Linked DNA regions of Homo sapiens: region 1 is linked to region 2. A link is an interaction called in ENCODE POLR2A ChIA-PET data of the cell type or tissue named here. Cell type or tissue: OCI-LY7. All regions are shown on one strand. Links, peaks and the distances in the headings refer to the core of each region. The heading gives the core; the rest is flanking DNA. Region 1 overlaps RESF1 (retroelement silencing factor 1). Region 2 has its middle 25 kb from the start of H3-5.

What was found. ChIA-PET counts read pairs that join two places held together with the same protein. Peaks named below come from ENCODE experiments on the same cell type or tissue, not always from the same donor. Only the 100,000 strongest peaks of a DNase experiment are listed, where the experiment ranks them.
Region 1: POLR2A ChIA-PET joins it to region 2 with 10 read pairs; 3 of 35 experiments call an interaction of 5 or more read pairs at or near these places.

Annotation. Positions count from the first base shown.
Region 1 is chr12:31,980,411-31,992,567 of GRCh38, forward strand. RESF1 (retroelement silencing factor 1) reads left to right here. Exons shown (of 6, transcript NM_018169.4): 4 at 468-5,547; 5 at 6,829-6,912; 6 at 11,968-12,157. The coding sequence starts at 546. The coding sequence ends at 12,125. Among named protein-coding and RNA genes, the nearest start is that of RESF1, 27 kb to the left of the region's middle. In OCI-LY7, for the core only: no CTCF peak of the experiment used is centred there; no DNase peak of the experiment used is centred there.
Region 2 is chr12:31,761,545-31,773,701 of GRCh38, forward strand. No RefSeq gene overlaps it. Among named protein-coding and RNA genes, the nearest start is that of H3-5, 25 kb to the right of the region's middle. RefSeq lists a silencer at 5,173-5,386. In OCI-LY7, for the core only: no CTCF peak of the experiment used is centred there; a DNase peak (open chromatin) is centred at 6,677.

The sequences.
Region 1 (12,157 bases), core at 2,103-10,102, 220 kb after region 2:
TTATGCCAGAAATTTACTGAGTTCATTAAGGTAACCTTGAATAGCCCTGGGGAGTTTAGACTTTGCGAATGAACAATGAGAATGTTTTTAACCATATGTTTGAACTTCCCTTTTTTTTTAAATTCTCATTTTTATTGTCATGTTAGCTTTTTTAAAAAATGCAGTTAGCATGGATTACTTAGAAGAAAGTCTGTTAAAAATAAGTAAAAACAGAAGGTGATTGGCATTTAAATGTAACAAAAAGCTAGCTGTCATTGTGTGGAATGAATTTCTGTTAAACACGTTAGAAATTTCATTGACACTTGCCTTATTTATTGTTGTATCCTCTATTGCTCCTCTTCTTCCCAAATTAAAGATGAGGCTGCTCTGAAGATTCAGTAATTAGGATGGACAGTCAGCTACTAATTTTCTTAGATATTCTATCTAGGCAAAACAGCATTTTAATAAAATATCTTTATTTCTTACAGATTCCTGACATTCAGACAACTGACTTGTAACTGACTTATAACTGACTTGTAATACACTGCTACTATATCAAACCGACAATGAATTGGAATGAAAAACCAAAGAGTGCTACATTACCACCACTGTATCCTAAAAGCCAGCCACCTTTTTTGCACCAGTCTTTAATAAACCAAATTACCACAACATCTCAGAGTTCTTTCAGCTATCCTGGAAGTAACCAAGAAGCATGCATGTATCCCGGTAATTCAAATCCAATTTCACAGCCACTGCTGAATATCCAAAATTATCCTCAACAAATTTCTGTTTCTGATATGCATAATGGGACAGTTGTGGCCTCACACACTTCAGTAGAAAGAATAACATATGCAAATGTTAATGGACCCAAACAACTAACTCACAATTTGCAGATGTCTTCAGGAGTTACCCAAAACGTATGGTTGAACTCACCAATGAGGAATCCTGTGCATTCTCATATAGGGGCAACTGTATCTCATCAAACTGATTTTGGAGCTAACGTACCCAATATGCCGGCACTACAGAGTCAACTGATAACATCAGATACCTATTCTATGCAAATGCAGATGATCCCTTCTAATTCTACACGACTTCCTGTAGCTTACCAAGGAAATCAGGGACTTAACCAGTCTTTTTCAGAGCAACAGGTTGATTGGACACAACAGTGTATATCTAAGGGACTGACTTACCCAGATTACAGACCACCTCCAAAGCTATACCGTTACTCACCACAAAGCTTTTTACCAGATTCTACCATTCAAAAACAAAACTTTATACCACATACATCATTGCAAGTTAAAAATAGTCAGCTTCTAAATTCTGTATTAACTTTACCATCAAGGCAGACCTCAGCTGTACCATCACAGCAGTATGCCACGCAAACTGACAAAAGACCTCCTCCTCCTCCTTACAACTGTAGATATGGAAGCCAGCCTTTGCAAAGTACTCAGCATATTACTAAACACTTGTCTATGGAAGTTCCTCAGAGTCGAGAAATGCTGTCATCTGAAATAAGGACCAGCTTTCAACAGCAGTGGCAAAACCCTAATGAAAATGTCAGCACAATTGGAAATTTCACTAACTTGAAAGTAAATACCAACAGCAAACAGCCTTTTAACAGTCCCATTAGATCTTCTGTGGATGGTGTTCAGACTCTTGCTCAAACTAATGAAGAGAAAATAATGGATTCTTGCAATCCAACTTCAAATCAAGTACTGGACACAAGTGTTGCAAAAGAAAAGCTAGTAAGGGATATTAAAACATTAGTAGAGATAAAACAGAAGTTTTCAGAACTTGCAAGGAAAATTAAAATCAATAAAGATCTTTTGATGGCAGCAGGTTGTATTAAAATGACTAATACTTCTTATAGTGAACCAGCTCAGAATTCTAAATTGTCTCTAAAACAAACTGCCAAAATCCAGTCTGGACCCCAGATAACTCCAGTAATGCCAGAGAATGCAGAGAGACAAACACCAACAGTAGTGGAATCTGCAGAAACAAATAAGACTCAATGTATGTTGAATTCTGACATTCAGGAAGTCAATTGCAGAAGGTTTAACCAAGTTGATTCTGTTTTACCAAATCCTGTCTATTCTGAAAAGCGGCCAATGCCAGACTCATCTCATGATGTGAAAGTTCTCACTTCAAAGACATCAGCTGTTGAGATGACCCAGGCAGTATTGAATACTCAGCTTTCATCAGAAAATGTTACCAAAGTTGAGCAAAATTCACCAGCAGTTTGTGAAACAATTTCTGTTCCCAAGTCCATGTCCACTGAGGAATATAAATCAAAAATTCAAAATGAAAATATGCTACTTCTCGCTTTGCTTTCACAGGCACGTAAGACTCAGAAGACAGTATTAAAAGATGCTAATCAAACTATTCAGGATTCTAAACCAGACAGTTGTGAAATGAATCCAAATACCCAAATGACTGGTAACCAACTGAATTTGAAGAACATGGAAACTCCAAGTACTTCTAATGTAAGTGGCAGGGTTTTGGACAACTCCTTTTGCAGTGGACAAGAATCCTCAACAAAAGGAATGCCTGCTAAAAGTGACAGTAGCTGTTCCATGGAAGTGCTAGCAACCTGTCTTTCCCTGTGGAAAAAGCAACCTTCAGATACTGCAAAAGAAAAGGAGTGTGATAAACTCAGAACAAACACAACAGCAGTTGGAATTTCAAAGCCTGCTAACATCCACGTTAAGAGTCCTTGTTCAGTTGTGGGAAATTCAAATTCTCAGAATAAAATAAGTAATCCCTCACAGCAGACAGCTTTGTCGATGGTAATGCACAATTATGAGTCTTCAGGTATAAATATAACAAAGGGAACAGAACTTCAGATAGCTGTAGTGTCACCGTTAGTTCTGTCAGAGGTCAAAACATTGTCTGTCAAAGGAATAACACCTGCAGTGTTACCTGAAACAGTGTATCCCGTTATTAAAGAAGGCAGTGTTTGTAGTTTACAAAATCAATTGGCAGAAAATGCAAAGGCAACTGCTGCTTTGAAAGTTGATGTTAGTGGACCAGTAGCAAGTACAGCAACATCAACCAAGATTTTTCCACTAACTCAGAAGGAAAAGCAGAATGAGTCAACTAATGGTAATTCAGAAGTCACACCTAATGTCAATCAAGGAAAGCATAACAAATTAGAGTCAGCTATCCATTCTCCTATGAACGATCAGCAAATCTCACAGGAGTCAAGGAATAGTACTGTTGTGAGTAGTGATACATTACAGATTGACAATATTTGTTCTCTGGTTGAAGGTGATACCTCTTACAATTCCCAAATAGCAAAGATATTCAGCTCTCTTCCCTTGAAAATGGTTGAGCCACAGAAACCTTCTCTACCCAATCAGCAAGGGATTGGCAGCAGAGAACCAGAAAAACAATTAGATAATACCACTGAAAATAAAGACTTTGGTTTTCAAAAAGATAAACCTGTACAGTGCACAGATGTTTCACATAAAATATGTGATCAGTCAAAGTCAGAGCCACCCTTAGAGTCATCTTTTAACAATCTTGAAACAAACAGAGTTATTCTAGAGAAAAGTAGTTTGGAGCATGCCACTGAAAAAAGCACAGCTAACGATACGTGCTCGTCAGCTGCTATTCAGGAGGATATTTACCCTCAGGAAATAGATGCATCCAGCAACTATACTCCCCAAGATCCTGCAAGAAATGAAATCCACAGTGATAAGGCACCTGTCTTATACCTACATGACCAGCTGTCAGAACTTCTAAAAGAGTTTCCTTATGGCATTGAGGCTGTGAATACACGTGAAGGTTCTGTGGGCCAGCAAACTACATACCAGACCTCAGAAGATCAAACTGCTGATAAAACCAGTTCTGACTCCAAAGACCCAGCAGATCAAATACAAATTACAATATTAAGCTCAGAGCAAATGAAAGAAATATTTCCTGAACAGGATGATCAACCCTATGTAGTAGACAAGTTGGCAGAACCTCAGAAAGAAGAGCCCATCACAGAAGTAGTTAGCCAGTGTGACCTGCAGGCACCTGCAGCTGGACAAAGTCGTGATTCTGTGATACTGGACTCTGAGAAAGATGATATCCACTGCTGTGCATTGGGCTGGCTCTCCATGGTTTACGAAGGAGTACCCCAGTGTCAGTGTAATTCCATCAAGAACTCATCTTCAGAGGAAGAGAAACAAAAAGAGCAGTGTTCTCCTTTGGATACCAACAGTTGTAAACAAGGAGAGAGAACTTCTGATAGAGATGTCACTGTTGTTCAATTTAAGAGCCTTGTAAATAATCCAAAGACTCCTCCAGATGGGAAAAGTCATTTTCCTGAACTACAAGACGACAGTAGAAAAGATACACCCAAAACAAAACATAAAAGCTTACCAAGGACAGAACAAGAATTAGTTGCTGGTCAGTTTTCATCTAAATGTGATAAACTAAATCCCTTGCAAAATCACAAAAGAAAAAAATTGAGGTTTCACGAGGTAACCTTTCACTCCAGTAATAAAATGACAGCATCTTATGAACAAGCTTCTCAGGAAACCCGACAGAAGAAACATGTAACACAGAACTCACGTCCACTAAAAACAAAAACAGCTTTTTTGCCAAATAAAGATGTGTATAAGAAGCATAGTTCTTTGGGACAGTCATTATCACCAGAAAAGATAAAATTGAAACTCAAATCAGTTAGCTTCAAACAAAAACGAAAGTTAGACCAAGGGAACGTATTAGATATGGAAGTAAAGAAAAAGAAACATGATAAACAAGAACAGAAAGGAAGTGTGGGAGCTACATTCAAATTAGGTGACTCTTTGTCAAACCCAAACGAAAGAGCCATTGTTAAAGAAAAGATGGTATCAAATACTAAGTCTGTAGACACGAAAGCGAGTTCATCTAAATTTAGTAGAATTCTAACTCCTAAGGAGTATTTACAAAGGCAGAAGCATAAAGAAGCTCTGAGTAATAAAGCATCGAAGAAAATCTGTGTGAAAAACGTGCCATGTGATTCTGAACATATGAGACCAAGTAAACTTGCCGTGCAGGTTGAAAGTTGTGGGAAATCAAATGAGAAACACAGCAGCGGCGTGCAGACCTCTAAAGAATCATTAAATGGCTTGACAAGCCATGGTAAAAACCTCAAAATCCACCATTCTCAGGAGTCTAAAACATACAACATTCTAAGGAATGTTAAAGAAAAAGTTGGTGGGAAGCAGCCTGATAAAATATGGATTGATAAGACTAAATTAGACAAATTAACCAATATAAGCAACGAAGCTCAATTCAGCCAAATGCCTCCCCAAGTAAAGGATCAAAAGAAATTATATCTGAATAGAGTTGGGTTTAAATGCACTGAACGTGAAAGCATTTCTCTCACCAAATTAGAAAGTTCACCCAGGAAGCTTCATAAAGATAAGAGACAGGAAAATAAACATAAGACCTTTTTACCGGTGAAAGGTAACACAGAAAAATCAAACATGCTGGAGTTTAAATTATGTCCAGATATCTTACTAAAGAATACAAACTCTGTGGAAGAACGGAAGGATGTAAAGCCTCATCCTAGGAAGGAGCAAGCCCCTCTGCAAGGTCCAGTATGATTTTCTTGGTGGTGTCTACAATATTGTAAAGAGTCGTAGGTCAATATTTGGGCTAGCACCTCTCATGCTGTCTTGGGCTGCTGGGAAAGACTTTAATGTGTTATGCCACTACCTAGTATTTGTTTTGCCTGGTAAACCAATGTTTCATTGGGCAATATTTGTTTTGTGTTCATTGCCACCTTATTGTAAATTGTAGAAAATTGGTCGTCATGACGAGCTATATGTAAAACTTGCCAGATAGAAATATTTCAGTTAGTACCAAGAAGGCTGTACTGTGAAAAACATTCCACATTCCTTGTGGGAATGTCAGAAAAGTGTCAAGTAGCTAGTAATGTAAGAGTCTTGGTTTTGTTAATTCTCCTTTGGACTTGTAATTTGAAAGCCCTGTGAACTTGAAATTTTGTTCTGAATGTTAGAGGATAAGTAATGATGAATACTGAAGTCTTTTTGTTCATATGGAAATGGGTCAACTAATTGTCCTCTTTGAAACAGTTGATGGCTGTGTTATCACTATATTTAAAATGGTAACATCTAGCCTACTCATAAGATAGAAGAACCTTGAAAGCAGTATTGTCCAGTGTTATAATTTAAAATCTTTAAAGCCAAGCTGGCAGCTATGAATATTAGGTAGCTTAATGGTAGACTTCTCAATGTAGTGCAGGAAGGAAGGAGAAAATTGATAACTAGTTGTTCATGGTACTAAGGGAACATTTAGACATAGTGGATATTATATGTAAAGCATTGTGCTGAGAAAGATTGGAAAACTAAAGGATTTGAATGGAAATTGAAGTCTTTGCTCTGCTTTTCTGACTATATTTGTTGGGGTTCATAAAACAATAGCATAAACAGGATATGTTTTCCTGGAAAAGAAGATAGGGATATATTCATTTTGTAAAAAATTGGTGATTTCAATAGGTTCTTTCATTTGGATCCTTGGAATTTGAGGTGGGGATATAATGGGAACATTGGAAGTGGGTGGGGGCAATGTAGTTTTCTATCTCATGTGTCCTTTAATATCTGGAGATGTATTAACCTCTTCAGTTCATGTGAGGGGAACATAATTACATAGTAAAGATAAACTCATTTTTTAATTGAGGTAAGCATTTCAAATAGAAATCATTTTTCCAGTCCTTTTTTTAGAGTTGTGTTACATGTGGTTATATCTAGGGCCTTTCAAAATCTATTTTCAGCTTACATGATTTTCCTTTGTTATAGTACTAAAGGAGATGATTAGCAATATCTAGAGTTCTGAAAATGAATATTTAAATAGTTTCAGGAATAAAAAGTACAAAAGAAGACTGGTTAAAATTTGTTGCTACAAAGAAAAGGACACAGAAAGACAGCCAAGAGAGAGGTAAAGTCATCTTTTTAAATCTTCATTCACTTATCTCCCTATCTGGTATATGGAAATTGGATTATGGTTATGATATGATTGTAAAGTATGATTTTATCCATGTTCTTTTTTTTTTTTCAGTCATTCAGTGTTTGTGTTTGAGTGGTAGGAGGACATTTTTGTGTTGTCGTGCTGTGGAATGAAAGGCTGAGCTTTATTTTATTTTAATAGGAAAATAAGTCTTATCACAATGAGTTAGCTAAGAGGTTTGCATATTTTACCTGTATAGGACCAGACAGCAAATACTTTAGGTTTTCTGGGTCATAAGGTGTCTGTCCTGACTACTCAGCTCTGACTCTGTTTCAGGGAAATGGCTGCAGATAATATGTAGATGAGTATCAGCTGTGTTCTGATTAACTATTTATTTATTTATTTATTTATTTATTTATTTTGAGACAGAGTCTCACTCTGTCACCCAGGCTGGAGTGCAGTGGCGTCATCTTGGCTCACTGCAACCTCTGCCTCCCAGGTTCAAGCGATTTTCTCCCTCAGCTTCCCAAGTAGCTGGGACTGCAGTTGCATACCACCACGCCCAGCTAATTTTTGTATTTTTAGTAGAGGCAGGGTTTCACCGTGTTGGCCAGGCCGGTCCCAAACTCCTGACATCAGGTAATCCACCTGCCTCGGCCTCCCAAAGTGCTGGGATTACAGACATGAGACACCGTGCCTGGCCTCTAATTAAACTTTATCTACCAAAATAGGCAGCAGGCTGGACTTAGTTTGCCAGACCCTGGATTCAATTATTTACATGTTAATTTGATTAATCTTCAATACAATTTAGGCAAGGATATTTCCATTTTATAGATGAGAGGTTACATCATTTGACTTAAGTTTCATTGCTAGTGACTGAATAGGGACTTGAATCTGGTCCCCTCTTTTCAAAGTCCATTAAGTGTGGTTGAGGTATAGTCAGCCCTCCGTATCTGCGTGTTCCGTATCTGTGGATTCAAGCAACTGTGGATCCAAAATATTTGGGAAAAAAATTAATACAACCATAAAAATAGAAACTTAAAAGACAATATAGTATAACAACTGTTTACATAGCATTTACATTGTATTAGGTATTAAAAGTAATCTAGAAATTATTTAAGGTATGTGTGGGGGGTATGCTTTAGGTTATATACAATATACTATGCCATTTTACATAAGGAACTTAAGCATCCCCAGATTTTGGTATCTATTTGGGTGGATGCTGCAGAAGTGTCCTGGAATCAGTCCCTCTTCAATACCCAGGGATGACTGTATTTTAATAATGAGACCGGTCCTAGCTGTGTTATTTGCTGGGAAGGGATTTGGGCTGAGGACCAACTAGAAAAAGTAGAGCTTTGAGTATTTGATTTTTTTTTTGAGACGGCATCTTGCTCTGTCTCCCAGGCTGGAGTACAGTGGCACGATCTCGGCCTTGCTGCAACCTCTGCATTCCAGGTTCAAGCAATTCTTCTGCCTCAGCCTCCTGAGTAGCTGGGACTACAAGCACACTACCACGCCTGGCTTATTTTTGTATTTTTAGTAGAGACTGGATTTCTCTCACTATGTTGGCCAGGCTGGTCTCAAACTCCTGAACTCAGGTGATCCACCTGCCTCGGCCTCCCAAAATGCTGGGATTACAAGCATGAGCCACCGTGTCCACCCGAATATATGATTTAATTAGTGGAGTGAAAGTACCTTGTTGTTAGGGTTTGGCTTTGAAAACTAAAAGCTAGAGCTCAAGAGTTTTTGTCTTAGTTTTGGTTCATTAAATGGGCAAAGAGGGGGCTGGGCACGGTGGCTCACACCTGTAATCTCAGCACTTTGGGAGGCCGAGGCAGGCGGATCATGAGGTCAGGAGATTGAGACCATCCTGGCTAACACGGTGAAACCCTGTCTCTACTGAAAATATAAAAAATAAGCCGAGTGTGGTGGCGGGCACCTGTAGTCCCAGCTACTCGGGAGGCTGAGGCAAGAGAATGGCATGAACCCAGGAGGCGGAGCTTGCCATGAGCCAATATGTCGCCACTGCACTCCAGCCTGGGTGACAGAGAGAGAGTCTTGTCTCAAAAAAAAAAAAAAAAAAATAGGCAAAGAGGGGTTCAGAGCCTCAAAAATGGAGAGCAGCAGAAACTCACCAAGAGAAACAATAAGAAGCACATTTTATAAAAGGAATTGACAACGGTTGTGAAGAGAGCTTCAAACAAATACTTAGAAGCAGGCGTGTAAAAATTGAGTAGAGGCCGGGCGAGGTGGCTCACGCCTGTAATACCAGCACTTTGGGAGGCCGAGGCAGGCAGATCGCCTGAGGTCAGAGGTTCGAGACCAGCCTGGCCAACATTATGAAACCCCATGCCTACTAAAAATATAAAAATTAGTCAGGTGTAGTGGCACATGCCTGTAATACCAGCTATTCAGTAGGCTGAGACGGGAGAATCACTTGAACCTGTGAGGCGGAGGTTCCAGTGAGCTGAGATCGGACCACTGCACTCCAGCTTGGGCGACAGAGCAAAACTCTGTCTCAAAAAAAAAGTCAGTTAGCATTGAAACATGCATATGGGAAAAACTTGCATCAATGAAGAAATATACTCTTAATCAGAACAGGACAAATAACCTAAAGAGGAGGGAATGAAGAGCAGTGAGAGGCCTGACAGTGGGAAAACAATGCCTCTCGGGTTGGAAGGCAGAAAGCCAAAAATGCGAAAGATACAAATGGGTACGAAGATTGGAGTAAGAAAAAAGCTCCTTGGAAACAGGAGAGACATGATTATCTCAAAGAGAAAGCGAGAGGCATGTTTGGAATCTGAAGCTGAAAACACTCAAAAGACAGATACACAGATTGACCAGAGGCTTCAGAGATAGGCATGAGTTGAATGACATGTGCAGACAGCACAGCAGGATGAGCACTGCACGGTGAATGTGAGGCTGAAATACTCAGAATCATGATGAAAGAAAAACACAAACCAGGTACACTAAGGCAAAGCTGGGTGAGACAGTCCAGGAGACAAGTCATACAGCTTTGTCATGGCACAACAAGACGCAAATAGGTGAGACCTAAGGGAGGAGAAAAAAATCTCAGGTGATGGCTACATGGGCATTTTTATTTACTTATTTTTATTTATTTATTTATTTTATTTTTTAGACAGTCTCGCTGTGTCGCCCAGGCTGGAGTGCAGTGGTGCGACCTAGGCTCACTGCAACCTCTGGTTCCTGGGTTCAAGCGATTCTCCTGCCTCGGCCTCAGCCTCCTGAGTAGCGTGAACCACCTCACCTGGCTGATTGTTGTATTTTTAGCAGAGACAGAGTTTCACCATGTTGTCCAGGCTGATCTTGAACTCCAACCTCAGTGATCCACCCACCTCAGCCTGCCAAAGTGCTGGGATTACAGGTGTGAGCCACTGCGCCCGGCCACATGGGCATTTTTTAAATGCCTATTAGGGGCGAGTGAAGCTGGTTCTGGAGAAGGGATCTCTGGGAAATAGTGAATTATATACCTTAGACAAAGAGGCTGGAGAACAGTGAACCAACTATGAAGTGAGAGAAAAATGCCATGAACTCCCAATCTGCTATAAAGAAACATACATCTGGCCTGGTGTGGGGCCCATGTGTGTCATCCCAGCACTTGGGAGGTCAAGGCCGGAGGATGGCTTGAGCCCAGGAGTTTGAGACCAGCTTCGGCAACATCAGGAGATCCCATCTCTACAAATAACTTTTTAAAAAATTAGCTGGGCATAGTGGTGCGCACCTGTGGTCCCAGCTGCTTGGCAGACTGAGGAAGGAGGATCACCTGAGCCCAGGAGTTGAGGCTGCAATAAGCCCTGATGCAGCACTGCACTCCAGCCTGGGCAACAGAGCCAAGACCCTGTCTCAAAAAAAAAAAAACCCACAGGAGAAACAGATGTCTAAATTCAGTAGCAAAGGTTGCAGCAAACTTGAAGTCCTAAGTTAGGGTAAAGAGATGAAGAGGAAATGACAAGAATTTCTTGGAAAGCAACTTAGAGACCCATCTGGGGCTTCAGTGTTACTAATTCTGAAAGAAAGCAAACGAAAAAGTGGAAGACTGCAGCAGATCTAAAGAACTAACAGGACAGAATACTCCACCCATTCAGGTAGAAAAAGACAAAACAAGACCCCATTATTCAGAAGAAAATAGCTGCAGCAGGAATGAAATGTACAGATAGTCCCTGACTTGGCAGTGGTTTGACTTAGGATTTCTTGACTGTGATGGTATGAAAGTGATACACATTCAGTAGAAAGTGTATTTCGCATACCCATACAGCAATTCTGTTTGTTTGTTTGTTTGTTTGTTTTTTGAGACAGTCTCGCTCTGTCACCCAGGCTGGAGTGCAGTCGTGTGATATCGGCTCACTGCAACCTCTGCCCAGCTAATTTTTGTATTTTTAGTCAAAACAGGGTTTCGCCATGTTGGCCAGGCTGGTCTTGAACTGGCTTCATGTGATCTGCTTGCCTTGGCCTCCCAGAGTGCTGGGATTACAGGCGTGAACCACCATACCCAGCCTCAACATATTTTCAATAGGTGATGGGTCATTATGAAAAAAGGACACTGAAGCTAATGTAACACTGAAATGGTCTCAAGAAACAGGAAACTATAGACATGTTTTAGAATATCCAATACATGGCAAGACCAAAATATGAAACCTATCCTTTTCATGTATTGTTTGGGACTGACTCATATTTGTACTCTTTGTATTGCTAATTTACATAGCTGTTTAAAAGATCACATTCATACTAATGATATGCAATGATACATTTTATTGAGCCAAGAGTAAGGTAGAACAGAACAGCCCAGGGCAATGAGGATGGGGCAAGGAGGCAGGAGTAGAAAACAGCCCCCAAAAGAAAGGCAAGATGTCACGTGTATATAACTTACAATTCTATAAGTGAAGAGCTATGGTTCTGAAACTTTTGCTTAACTCCTTGCCTTAATTTTTTATCCCTCCAATATATATTTTCCCTCTGAATTTTGATTATATATTGATCACAGCTAACATTGAGAAATAAAGTAAGTAAAGTTTTTATTTCCCTTAGATAATGTTAATTCAAGACTCTCGAAGAGAAGCTTCAGTGCAGATGGATTTGAGATGCTACAAAACCCAGTAAAAGATTCAAAAGAAATGTTTCAAACCTACAAACAGATGTACCTGGAGAAGAGAAGCAGAAGCCTTGGTAGCAGTCCTGTAAAATAATTACAAGATGTGGTTTTGTAATTGCCACTGGG
Region 2 (12,157 bases), core at 2,333-10,332:
TACAAGAATGAAAGGACAAAAATGGGGATTATTTCAGAAATACAAGGATAATAAATTATTAGGAAATCTATTTTATAAAGAGACCCAAGGACAATCAACTCAACAGACTTTGAAAAATAATTTGATTAAAAGCTTTTGGGAGGCCAAGGTGGGCAGATCATGAGATCAGGAGATTGAGACCATCCTGGCTAACACAGTGAAACCCTGTCTCTACTGAAAATACAAAAAATTAGCCAGGCGTGGTGGCAGGCACCTGTAGTCCCAGCTACTCTGGAGGCTGAGGCAGGAGAATGACGTGAACCTGGAAGGTGGAGGTTGCAGTGAGCTGAGATCACACCACTGCACTCCAGCCTGAGCGACAGAGTGAGATTCCATCTCAAAAAAAAAAAACAAAAAAAAAACCTTTTAACATTTATTTATTTATTTATTTATTTATTTATTTAGACAGAGTCTCGCTTTTTCACCCAGGCTAGAGTGCAGTGGTGCGATCTCAGCTCAGCTCACTGCAACCTCAGCCTCTTGGGTTCAAGTGATTCTCCTGCCTCAGTGTCCCAAGTAGCTGGGATTATAGGCATGCATCACCATGCCTTGCTAATTTTTGTATTTTTAATGGAGATGGGGTTTCACCATGTTGGCCAGGCTGGTCTCGAACTCCTGACCTCAAGTGATCCATCTGCCTCGGCCTCCCAAAATGCTGGGATTATAGATGTGAACCACAGTGCCTGGCCCATCTACTTTTCAATCAAAAATGATCATAAAAGAATAAGAATATAAGTTGACAGCAAGAATGAGGAAATAAAAAATTTTTTTAATTAAATTTGAAAAATAAAAAAAAAGAATAGAAGACATTTCCTTAATATGAATCTATTTTAACCTCAAGACAGCTTATGTTCAAAGGAAAATATTAGAAGTACTCCCATTAACAAAAGATTTTAAATAATGATGACTACTATTATCAGTAATATTTTTCTATCTAATGTGTTTATCTTTATATTTGGGGGAAAATTAGAAGTTAAAAGTTATTGGAAACAAGACAACAATGCCTGCTGTCATCACTTGCATTCAAAATTGAACTGGAAGTTCTAGCCAAGGCAATTAGGCAAGAAAATAAAATAAAAGGCATCTAGGTTGGAAAAGAGGAGGGACAACTATCTTTTTTTGCAGATGAGATAAAAATCCCTAAACAATTCACAAAAAATCCATTAGGGCTAATAAACAAGCTCAGAATGGTGCAACAATGCAAGATCAATATACAAAAATCAGTTGTATTTCTATAAAGTAACAATGAACAATCCAAAAATAAAATTAAGAAAATAATTCCATTTATAATACCATCAAATATAATAAAATACTTTGCAACAAATTTAACAAAAGAAGTGGATGACTCAGCCAGGCAAGGTGGCTCACACCTGTAATCCCAGCACTTTGGGAGGCCGAGGCAGGCAGATCATGAGGTCAGGAGTTCGAGACCAGCCTGGCCAACATAGTGAAACCTCATCTCTACTAAAAATACAAAAAAATTAGCTGGGTGTGGTGGCGGGCACCTGTAATCCCAGCTACTCGGGAGGCTGAGGCAGGAGAATTGCTTGAACCCGGGAGGTGGAGGTTGCAGTGAGCTGAGATCGTGCCATTGCCCTCCAGCCCAGGCAACAGTGTGAGACTCCGTCTCAAAAAAAAAAAAAAAAAGAAACAAACAAACAAAAGAAATGGATGACTCATACTGAAAAAGAGATCATTGAAAGAGATGACTCAGGAGGCTGAGGCAGGAGGATCAGGAGTTTGAGTTTGTAGTTAGCTATGATCGCGCCACTGTACTCCAGCCTGGGTGACAGAGCAAGATCCTACTGAAAACCAAAAAGAGAAGCAAGAAAAAGAGAAAAAGAAAGAAGACTAGTTGAAACAACATCTGTTTTCATGGATTGGAATATCTAATATTGTTAAGATATCAGTACTTCTTAAATTAATCTGCAGACTCAACACAATCCCTGTCAAAATTCCAACAGCATTTTTAATTTTTTCAGAAATGTAAAAGCTGATCCTCAAATACATATAGAACTGCAAGGGGCCCTGAATAACCAAAACAATCTTGAAAAAGTTAAAAATTGAAAGACTCACACCTCCCCATTTCAAAACTTTGCTTAAAGCTATAATATCAAGACTGTAGTATGGGCATAAGAATAGACATGTAGTTGAGGACAATGAATTGAGAGTCCAGAAATAAACCCAGACTCTTGCATCAATTGATTTTCAACAAGGCTGCCAAGACAGTTCAATGGAGGAAAGAATAATCTTTCAACAAATGGTTCTGAACAACTAGATATCTACATACAAAATAATGAATTTGGCACCTGAGTACCATACACTATATACAAAAATTAACTCAAAATGGATCAGGACCTAAACATAAGAGCTAAAATTATAAACTCTTAGAAGAAAACATAGATGTAAATCCCTGTGACCTTGGATTAGGTAATGTTTTTTTAGTTATGGCACCAAAAACACAAACTATAAAAGAAAAAAATAGAAAAATTGATCTACTCCAAAATTAAACACTTTAGTGCTACAAAGGACATTATCCAGAAACTGAAAAGACAACCTATAGAAAAGGATAAAATATTTGCAAGTCATTCTAGTAAAGAACTTGAATTGGCCGGGCATGGTGGCTCACGCCTGTAATCCCAGCACTTTGGGAGGCCGAGGCAGGTGGATCACAAGGTCAGGAGATAGAGACAAGCCTGGCTAACACCGTGAAACCCCGTCTCTATTATGAATACAAAAAATTAGCCGGGCGTGGTGGCGCATGCCTGTAGTCCCAGCTACTCGGGAGGCTGAGGCAGGAGAATGGCGTGAACCCGGGAGGCGGAGCTTGCAGTGAGCCAAGATCGTGCCACTGCACTCCAGCCTGGGGGACAGAGTAAGACTCCGTCTCAAAAAAAAAGAACTTGTATCTAGAATATATAAAAAACTCTAACAATTCAGCAATAAAAGACAACCCAACTAAAAAATTGACAAAGGATTTTTTTTTTTTTTTTGAGATGAAGTCTTGCTCTGTCCCCCAAGCTGGAGTACAGTGGCGCAATCTCCACTCACTGCAACCTCCGTCTCCTAGGTTCAAGTGATTCTCCTGCCTCAGCCTCCAGAGTAGCTGGAATTACAGGCGCCCGCCACCACGCCCAGCTAATTTATTTTTTATTTTTTATTTTTAGTAGAGACGGGGTTTCCCCACATTGGCCAGGCTGGTCTTGAACTCCTGACCTCAAGTGATCTGCCTGCCTCGGCCTCCTAAAGTGCAAGGATTACAGGCATGAGCCATCCACAGGCCAAGACAAAGGATTTGAATAGGCATTTCTTCAAAGAAGACAACAAATGACCAATAAGCATATGAAAAGATGCTCAATGCTGCTAATCATTAGGGAATTACAAATCAAAACTAGGAGATACTAAGTCATACCCACTATGATGGCTACTCTAATTTTTTTAACTTTTAATTTTTTTTTTTTGAGATGGAGTCTCACTCTGTAGCCCAGGCTGGAGTGCAGTGGTGTGATCCCATCTCAGCTCACTGCAACCTCCGCCTCCCGGGTTCAAGCAATTCTCATGCCTCAGCCTCCTGAATAGCTGGAACTACAGGCATGTGCCACGATGCCCAGCTATTTTTTAAATTTTTAGTAGAGACAGGATTTCACCATGTTGGCCGATCTGGTCTCAAACTCCCAACCTCAAGCGATCTACCCGCCTTAGCCTCCCAAAGTGCTGAGATTACAAGTGTGAGCCACTGGGCCCAGCCGTATAATAATTTTTTAAAACAATTACAGGTGTTGATGAGGTTGTGGAGAAATAGGAACCCATGGAAATTGCTGGTAGAAATATGAAATGGTAGTAAAAAAACAGTTTGGGAGTTCCTTTAAAAGGTAAACCTAGAGGCCGGGTGTGGTGGCTCACGCCTGTAATCCCAGCACTTCGGGAGGCTGAGGCAGGTGGATCATGAGGCCACACGGTGAAACCCCATCTCTACTAAAAATACAGAAACCAAATTAGCTGGGCGTGGTGGCAGGCACCTGTAGTCCCAGCTACTTGGAAGGCTGAGGCGGGAGAATGGCGAGAAACCAGGAGGTGGAGCTTGCAGTGAGCCGAGATCGCGCCACTGCATTCCAGCCTGGGCAACAGAGGGAGACTCCGTCTCAAAAACAAACAAAAAAAAAACTTAAACCTAGAATTACTAATATGATGAGCAATTTCACTCCTTGGTACGTACCTTAGGGAATTGAAAACATATGTTCATATAAGATAGCAAAAAAAGGAAACAACTGAAATGTTAATCAACTGATGAATGGATAAACAAAATGTGGTATATCCATAAAATCGAGTATTATTTAGTCATAAAAAGGAATGAAGTATGAAAGATGCTAAAACATAGATGAACCTCAAAAACATTGTACTCACTGAAAGAAGCTATATACAAAAAGCTTCCCTTTTTATAGGAAATGTCCAAAATAGGTAAATCCACAGAGACAAACTATAGACTAGTGGCTGCCAGAGCTTAGGGGGAAGGAAGGATGAGGAGTGACTAATAATGGCTACGGAGTTTCACTTTGGGATGATAAAAATGTTTTGAAACTAGTGGTGATGGTTGTACAACCTTGTGACTACACTAAAAATCACTGACCTACACACTTTAAAATGGTGAAATTTATTTGTGCTTGAATTATATCTCAAAAATATGGTTAAGTTTTAAGTTTATTATAACAGAATTAAACTTTTAGAAAAGGGAAAAAATGGTTTTACAGGGAAAGGATGTGGTAATTTTATAAATTATTTCTAGATGATAGGATTATATACATGGAAAAACCTGAGAGAAAAACACAAAATTTTATAGATCATAAGAGAATTCAGGTGGACTAGCATGACATTAACAGTCAAAATCAATCATTTTCATATATACAAACAATAAGCAGTTCAAAAACATCTATTTACAATAGCAACAGAAAAATAATTTCTGGGAATAATCTAACAATAAATGTGCAAAATCTAAACGAAGAAAACTTTAAACTCGCTACTAAAGGAAATAAAAGATGGTTTGCAGCCAGGCGTGGTGGCTCACACCTGTAATCTCAACACTTTGGGAGGCCAACGTGGGTGGATCACTTGAGCTCAGAAGTTTGGGACCAGCCTGGCCAACATGGTGAAACCCTGTCTCTACAAAAAATACAAAAATTAGCCGGGCGTTACTGGCTTGAGCCTTTAGTCCCAGCTACTCATGAGGCTGAGGTGGAAGGATGGCTTCAGACCAGAAAGCAGATGTTGCAGTAAGCCAAGCCTGTGCCACTGCACTCCAGTCTGGGCAACAGAGCCAGACTGTCTCAAAAAAAGAGAAGGTTTGAACAAATAAAAAGGCATAACTTGATAATATAGGATGCTTCAACATGATAAAACTTCAATTCTTTCTAAATTAATTTATAATAACTCCTCTCCCAAATTCTAAGGATTTTTTTAAAAAAAAGACAGGCTGATTTGAAAGTTCAAACAGAAAAAAATAAAAATTCAACGTACGTTTGATGAAGAAGGGAAATGATAGAAAACTAGTCAAAACGAAGAGGAAAGCCTAAATTGACATTTGTACAAAGCTATTTATTAAAATCTTCTTTGTAATTAAGAAAACAGTCTTTGTATCCATTCAAGAATTCTCTGCAGCTATGAAAAAGAATGAAGCTGTTCTTTGTCTACTGATATGGAAAGTGTCCTAGGCCAGGTATGGTGGTTCATGCCTGTAATCCCAGCACTTTGGGAGGCTAAGGCAGGCAGAATACTGGAGGTCAGAAATTCAAGACCAGCCTGGCCAACATGGTAAAACCCCACCTCTACTAAAAATTAAAAGAAAGAGGAGGGGAGGGAGAGAAAGAGGCTGGGTGCGGTGGGTGGCTTACACCTGTAATCCCAGCACTTCAGGAGGCCAAGGCGGGCAGATCACTTGAGGTCAGGAATTTGAGACCAGCCTGGCCAACATAGTGAAACCCCATCTCTACTAAAAATCCAAAAAAAAAAAAAAATTAGCCAGGCATGGTGGTGTGTGCCTGTAATCCCAGCTACTTGGGAGGCGGAGGCTGGAGAATCACTTGAACCCAGGAGGCAGAGATTGCAGTGAGCCGAGATCACACCATTGCACTCCAGGCTGAGCAACAGCAAGACTCCATCTCAACAAAAAAAAAAAAGAGAGAGAGAGAGAGAGTCCTAGACAAGAGAGAGAAAGAGAGAAAATGAAAGAAAGAGAGAGAGAAGGAAGGAAGGAAGGAAGGAAGAAAGGAAGGAAGGAAGGAAGGAGGGAGGGAGGGAGGGAGAGAGGGAGAGGGAAGGAAGGAAGGAAGGAAGGGAGGGAGGGAGGGAGGGAGAGAGAAGGAAGGAAGGAGAGAAGGAAGGAAGGAAAAAAAAGAAAGAGTCCTAGATGAGAGAGAGAGAGAGTCCTAGATGAGAGACAGTGAAAGCAAGAAAGAAAGAAAGGAAGAGAGAAAGAAAGAGTCCTAGATGAGAGAGAGAGAGAGAAAGAGAGAAGGGAAGGGAGGGAGGGAGGGAGGAGAGTCCTAGACCAGGGGTCCCCAATCCTACTGGTCTGTGGCTTGTCAGGAAGTGGACCCCACAGCAGGTGGTGAGCAGTGAGCAAGCAAGCAGAGCTTCATCTGTATTTACAGCTGCTCCCCATCACTCACATTACCACCTGAGCTCCACCTTCTGTCAGATCAGCGGTGGCACTAGATTATCATAGGAGCATGAACCCTATCATGACCAGAGCATTCAGGAATCTAGGTTGAGTGTCCTTATGAGAATCTAATGCCCGATGATCTGTTACTGTCTCCCATCACCCCCATATGGGACCATCTTATTGCAGGAAAACAAGCTCAGGGCTCCCACTGATTCCACATTATGGCAAGTTGTATAATTGTTTCATTATATATTACAATATAATAATGATAGAAATAAAGTGCACAATAAATGTAATGCGCTTGAATCATCCTGAAACCATCCCTCCCCACCCTGATTCATGGAAAATTGTCTTCCACAAAACCAGTCCCTAGTGTCAAAAAAGTAGGAGACCATTGTCCTAGATATACTGTTTCATGGAACAAGTAAGGTGCAGAAAAGTGTATAGCTTATGTTGCTTGTGTAAAAAAGAGCAAAATGGGCCGGGTGTGGTGGCTCATGCCTGTAATCCTAGCACTTTGGCAGGCCAAGACGGGCAGATCACGAGGTCAGGAGATCAAGACCATCCTGGCTGACACGGTGAAACCCCATCTCTACTAAAAATACAAAAAATTAGCCAGGCATGGTGGCATGCACCTGTGGTCCCAGCTACTCGGGAGGCTGAGGCAGGAGAATGGCGTGAACCCAGGAGGTGGAGGTTGCAGTGAGCTGAGATCGTGCCACTGCACTCCAGCCTGGGTGACAAAGCAAGACTCCGTCTCAAAAAAAAAAAAAAAAAGGCGGGGGGCAAAATGTGTGTGTATTTGTGTATGTGTGTGTGTTTTCTTGTATACTGTAAAATATCTCTGTAAGGGGATACACATGCTGATCAATACTGGCTTAGGGGATGTGGTTAGGGGGAGACCTTATACTGTTTATCTTTAACCTTTTTCAATTTTGAGTCTTATGAAAGTCACATCTAATTTAAAAGTAAATAATGGACCGGGTACAGTGGCTCACACTTGTAATCCCACACTTTGGGAGGCCAAGAGGGGAGGATTGCTCTAGCCCAGGAGTTCAAGACAACCCTGGACAACATGGTAAGATCCTATCTCTACAAAAAATTTTAAAATTAGCAGGGCATGGTGGCACACTCCTGAGGTTCCAGGTATTCAGGAGGCTGAGGTGAGAGGATAGAGTGAACTTGGGAGGTCAAGGCTGCAGTGAACCATGATCTCACCACTGTACTCCAGCCTGGGCAAGAGTGAGACCCTGTCTCAAAAAAATAAAAATAAATGATACACTGAAAATATAGCAGAATTTCTGTAAAAAAAATTTTTTTTGAGATGGAGTCTCACTCTGTTGGAGTGCAGTGGTGTGATCTTAGCTCACTGCAAGCTCCACCTCCCAGGTTCACACCATTCTCCTGCCTCAGCCTCCCGAGTAGCTGGGACTACAGGTACCCACCACCACGCTCAGCTAATTTTTTGTATTTTTAGTAGAGATGGGGTTTCACTGTGTTAGCCAGGATGGTCTTGGTCTCCTGACCTCGTGATCCACCCACCTCGGCCTCCCAAAGTGCTGGGATTACAGGCATGAGCCACCGCACCCAGCCAAAAATAATTCTTAATCTTAATTTCACATTGATAAAATGTATTTGAACAAAATTATTATACTTCTTTATTTTTTTCCTCTGAAATGGCCAAACTCTCTTGACTACTTGATAGACCACCAGCTGACTATTCTTTGAGCAAGGCTGTCCCAGAACTTTAAACATTCAGATGCCAGAGAGGCTACTACAGTTGGATCCAGTATCTGAACCCACATCTCTTTAGGACCACAAATTGTATTCTTATACCAGAGATTAAGTGGGATCTTATTAGAGAAATTCCTAATTCTTAATTCAATTAGTCAGTATTTGCTGGAAACCTATTATTTAATATTATCTGTTATACAGAGATTAGTGTATCCTGGCTGCTGTTCTCAAGAAGCTCACAAGCATGCTGAAGTTACTAAACTATATCCAATTACATAAAATAGGTTCTAAAGGCCCCAGCAACTATGGCAGTTGGTTAAAATAGATTTATTATAACACCCCGTGCCTAAGTATACATCTGAAAGGATACACACAACTTTTTATTTTTATTTTATTTTTTTGAGACAGGGTCTCACTCTGTCGACCAGGCTGGGGTGCAGTGGTGCAATGTCAGCTCCCTGCAGCCTCCACCTTCTGGGTTTAAGCAATTCTCCTGCCTCAGCCTCCTCAGTAGCTGGGACTACAGGTGTGTGCCACCACGCCTGGCTAGAATTATTAATAGCAATTACATCTGTTGGATGGGATTGCTAGAAAGGAGACAAGGGGAAGACTTTTACTTTTTTAAATATTTCAAATATGAAGATGGTGGGATCATGAAGGATTTTATTCATTTTTAGCATTTTTGTTTTTCAAATAAAAACATAGGAAAAAATCAAGAGTTTCAAACCAATACATAAAGTTATTTCTTCACATAATTAAAACAAATTATCATATACCACTTTCCTACCTCCCTTCATTGAATAGTACAAAACTTGGTACTCTGCTTTTATCTACTAGATATTCTGTATTTGCCTTGACCCTTGTTAAATGAAGTCTCCCTTTGTTTAGGAAAAATATACAGTATATCAAAGGATGAGATCACCAACCCAAAGCTATGCTGATTAGTCTTGTTGAACAAAGAAAATACAGGCTTTGGCTGGGTATGGTGGCTCATGCCTGTAATCCCAGCACTTTGGGAGGCTGAGGCAGGTGGATCATGAGGTCAGGAGATCGATACCATCCTGGCTAACACGGTGAAACCCCATCTCTACTAAAAATACAAAAAAATTAACTGAGTCTGGTGGCGGGCACCTGTAGTCCCAGCTACTCAGGAGGCTGAGGCAGGAGAATGGCGTGAACCCAGGAGGTAGAGCTTGCAGTGAGCCGAGATTGCACCACTGCACTCCAGCCTGGGCAACAGAGCGAGACTCCGTCTCAAAAAACATATAGGCTTTATGGGAAGGGTTTGTTATGGGGTGTATTGGTTACTGAGGCAGGAGTAGTTTGGAAAATCAGTCATAAAAGCATGGGTTACAGAAGTTCATTTTCTGTTACCTAGATGTGTTTGCTGAAGGAGCTATCACTGATCAATTACAACAGGTTTAAAACAAGCATTGGTGTTTAGTTGGTACCATGCTATAAAAATTTCAGTCTCGGCTGGGCACAGTGGCTCACACCTGTAATCCCAGTACTTTGGGAGGCTGTGGCGGGTGGATCACCTGAGGTCACGAGTTCAAAACCAGCCTGGCCAACATGGTGAAACCCCGTCTCTACCAAAAAATACTAAAATTACCTGGGCATGGTGGTACATGCCTGTAGTCCCAGCAACTCGGGAGGCTGAAGCAGGAGAATCGCTTGAACCCAGGAGGCGGAGGTTGCAGTGAGCCCAGATCACGCCACTGTACTCCAGCCTAGGTGACAGAGTGAGACTCTGTTTAAAAAAAAAAAAAATCAGTCTTTTTCTAGGTTTGTGGGGATTTTTTTTAAATTCTAAAAACGAAGGCCGGTCGCGGTGGCTCACGCCTATAATCCCAGCACTTTGGGAGGCCAAGGTGGGCGGATCATGAGGTCAGGAGATCGAGACCATCCTGGCTAACACAGTGAAACCCCATCTCTACTAAAAACACAAAAAAATTAGCCAGGTGTGGTGGTAGGCGCCTGTAGTCCCAGCTACTTGGGAGGCTGAGGCAGGAGAATGGCGTGAACCCGGGAGGTGGAGCTTGCAGTGAGCTGAGATAGCACCACTGCACTCCAGCCTGGGCAACAGAGTGAGACTCCATCTCAAAAAAAAAAAAAAAAAAAAAAAGTTCCATCTTTTTTTGCTTGGTCTTGATTTTAAAAACTAGAGGAATCTTGCACTGAAAATTTTAATTTCTTTTGACCTATCATAATTTTATATTAAAAGGTCATAATATAGTGTATTAATTTTCTCTTCCGCTGTAACAAATTACCACAAATTTAGTCACTTAACACAATACAAATTTATCATCTTATGATTCAGTATATTAGAAATCTGACACAGGTCTCACTAGACTAAAAACCAAGATACTGGAAGAGCTGAATTCCTTCTTGAGGCTCTAGGGAAGAATCTGTTTCCTTTCTTTTTCCAGCTTCTAGAGGTTACCCACATTCCTTGGCTCACAGCCCCTTTTCTCCTTCTTCAAAGCGAGCAACAAACGTTTCTCTGACCCTACTTCTGTTGTCATATCTCTTTCTCTGACAACCCCTTCGTCCTCCCTCTTTCAGTTGTAAGGACCTTTACAATTACCTTGAGCCTGCCTGGAGGATCAAGGATACTCTTCCTACCTTGAGGGCCTTAATTTAGTCACACCTGCAAAATCCCTCTTGCCATGTAAGTTAACATATTTGCAGGTCACAAGGATTAGGACACGAACATGTTTAGGGGACCTTTATTCTTCCTACCACACGTGGAAATTGAATTTATAAATATATCCGTTAGAATTGCACTTGACCGCTTAAACAAGTAAGGGATCTCTCTGTCTCCTATAGCAGGAAATCTGGGAACGGGAAGCTCAAGGCTGATTGTGATGGCCTCAACAATGCCAGCAAGGAAACTGACCCCTAGTGTCCTGATCACTACCATGCTTAGCAATGACTGCTGAGCCTCAGGCATCCTCACCGGTTCCAGGCAGGAAAAAAGAAATGGAAGAGGCAGTACCAGCAAAATTCAGCTTACATTTTGTTAGCCAGAATTGAGTCATGGGACCACCCCTAGCTACAAGGAAATCTGAGAAGGGAAGTTTTTAGCTTTCCTCCTTCTCTAAAGAAGGAAGGAAAATTGAAATAAGAGTTGGAATGAGTGACAGGTGAGCTAACCTACAGAATTGACTACAAGTAAGTGATTGAACAAACAACTTTAATAATCCAATTATTGAAGGGCAGGACTCAGGTGTAGGAATTTAGTGGACTATTTGCTATACATGTTACTCAATATCTGTTAGTCCTAAGATCAAAATTGATTTTTAAAAAAAAGACTCACAAGTCACAGTTTACTTAGCCTTAAAAGGTACACGGTAAACAATGCACACAGCTAAACAGCAGAGACCTTCTGATGTCTGGCAATGCTGGGTGCAGCTTCCATGCCCCTCCACCACACAGCATGCTCAGCTGCAAGAGGTGAGGCTGAAGCGTGTGCAGAAGACTTGACCTCTGGGCAGCCACCCTTTCCATTCTCTACCTATGTGTAGTCCATGCTTGCTGCATAGCCTCTGGGAGAAAGTGCTAAATCACATGCCTAACAGGGCAGCTGCAACTCATCAATCAGGGGTTTCACAATGAATGCTTCTGTAAGCCAGGGGCAATCTGACCTGCTAACATTCCAAGTTTATCTTGTATCAATACATTCTGGGGAGCAGAGTGGCAAGAAGGTAAATCTAAGGTCATATCCCC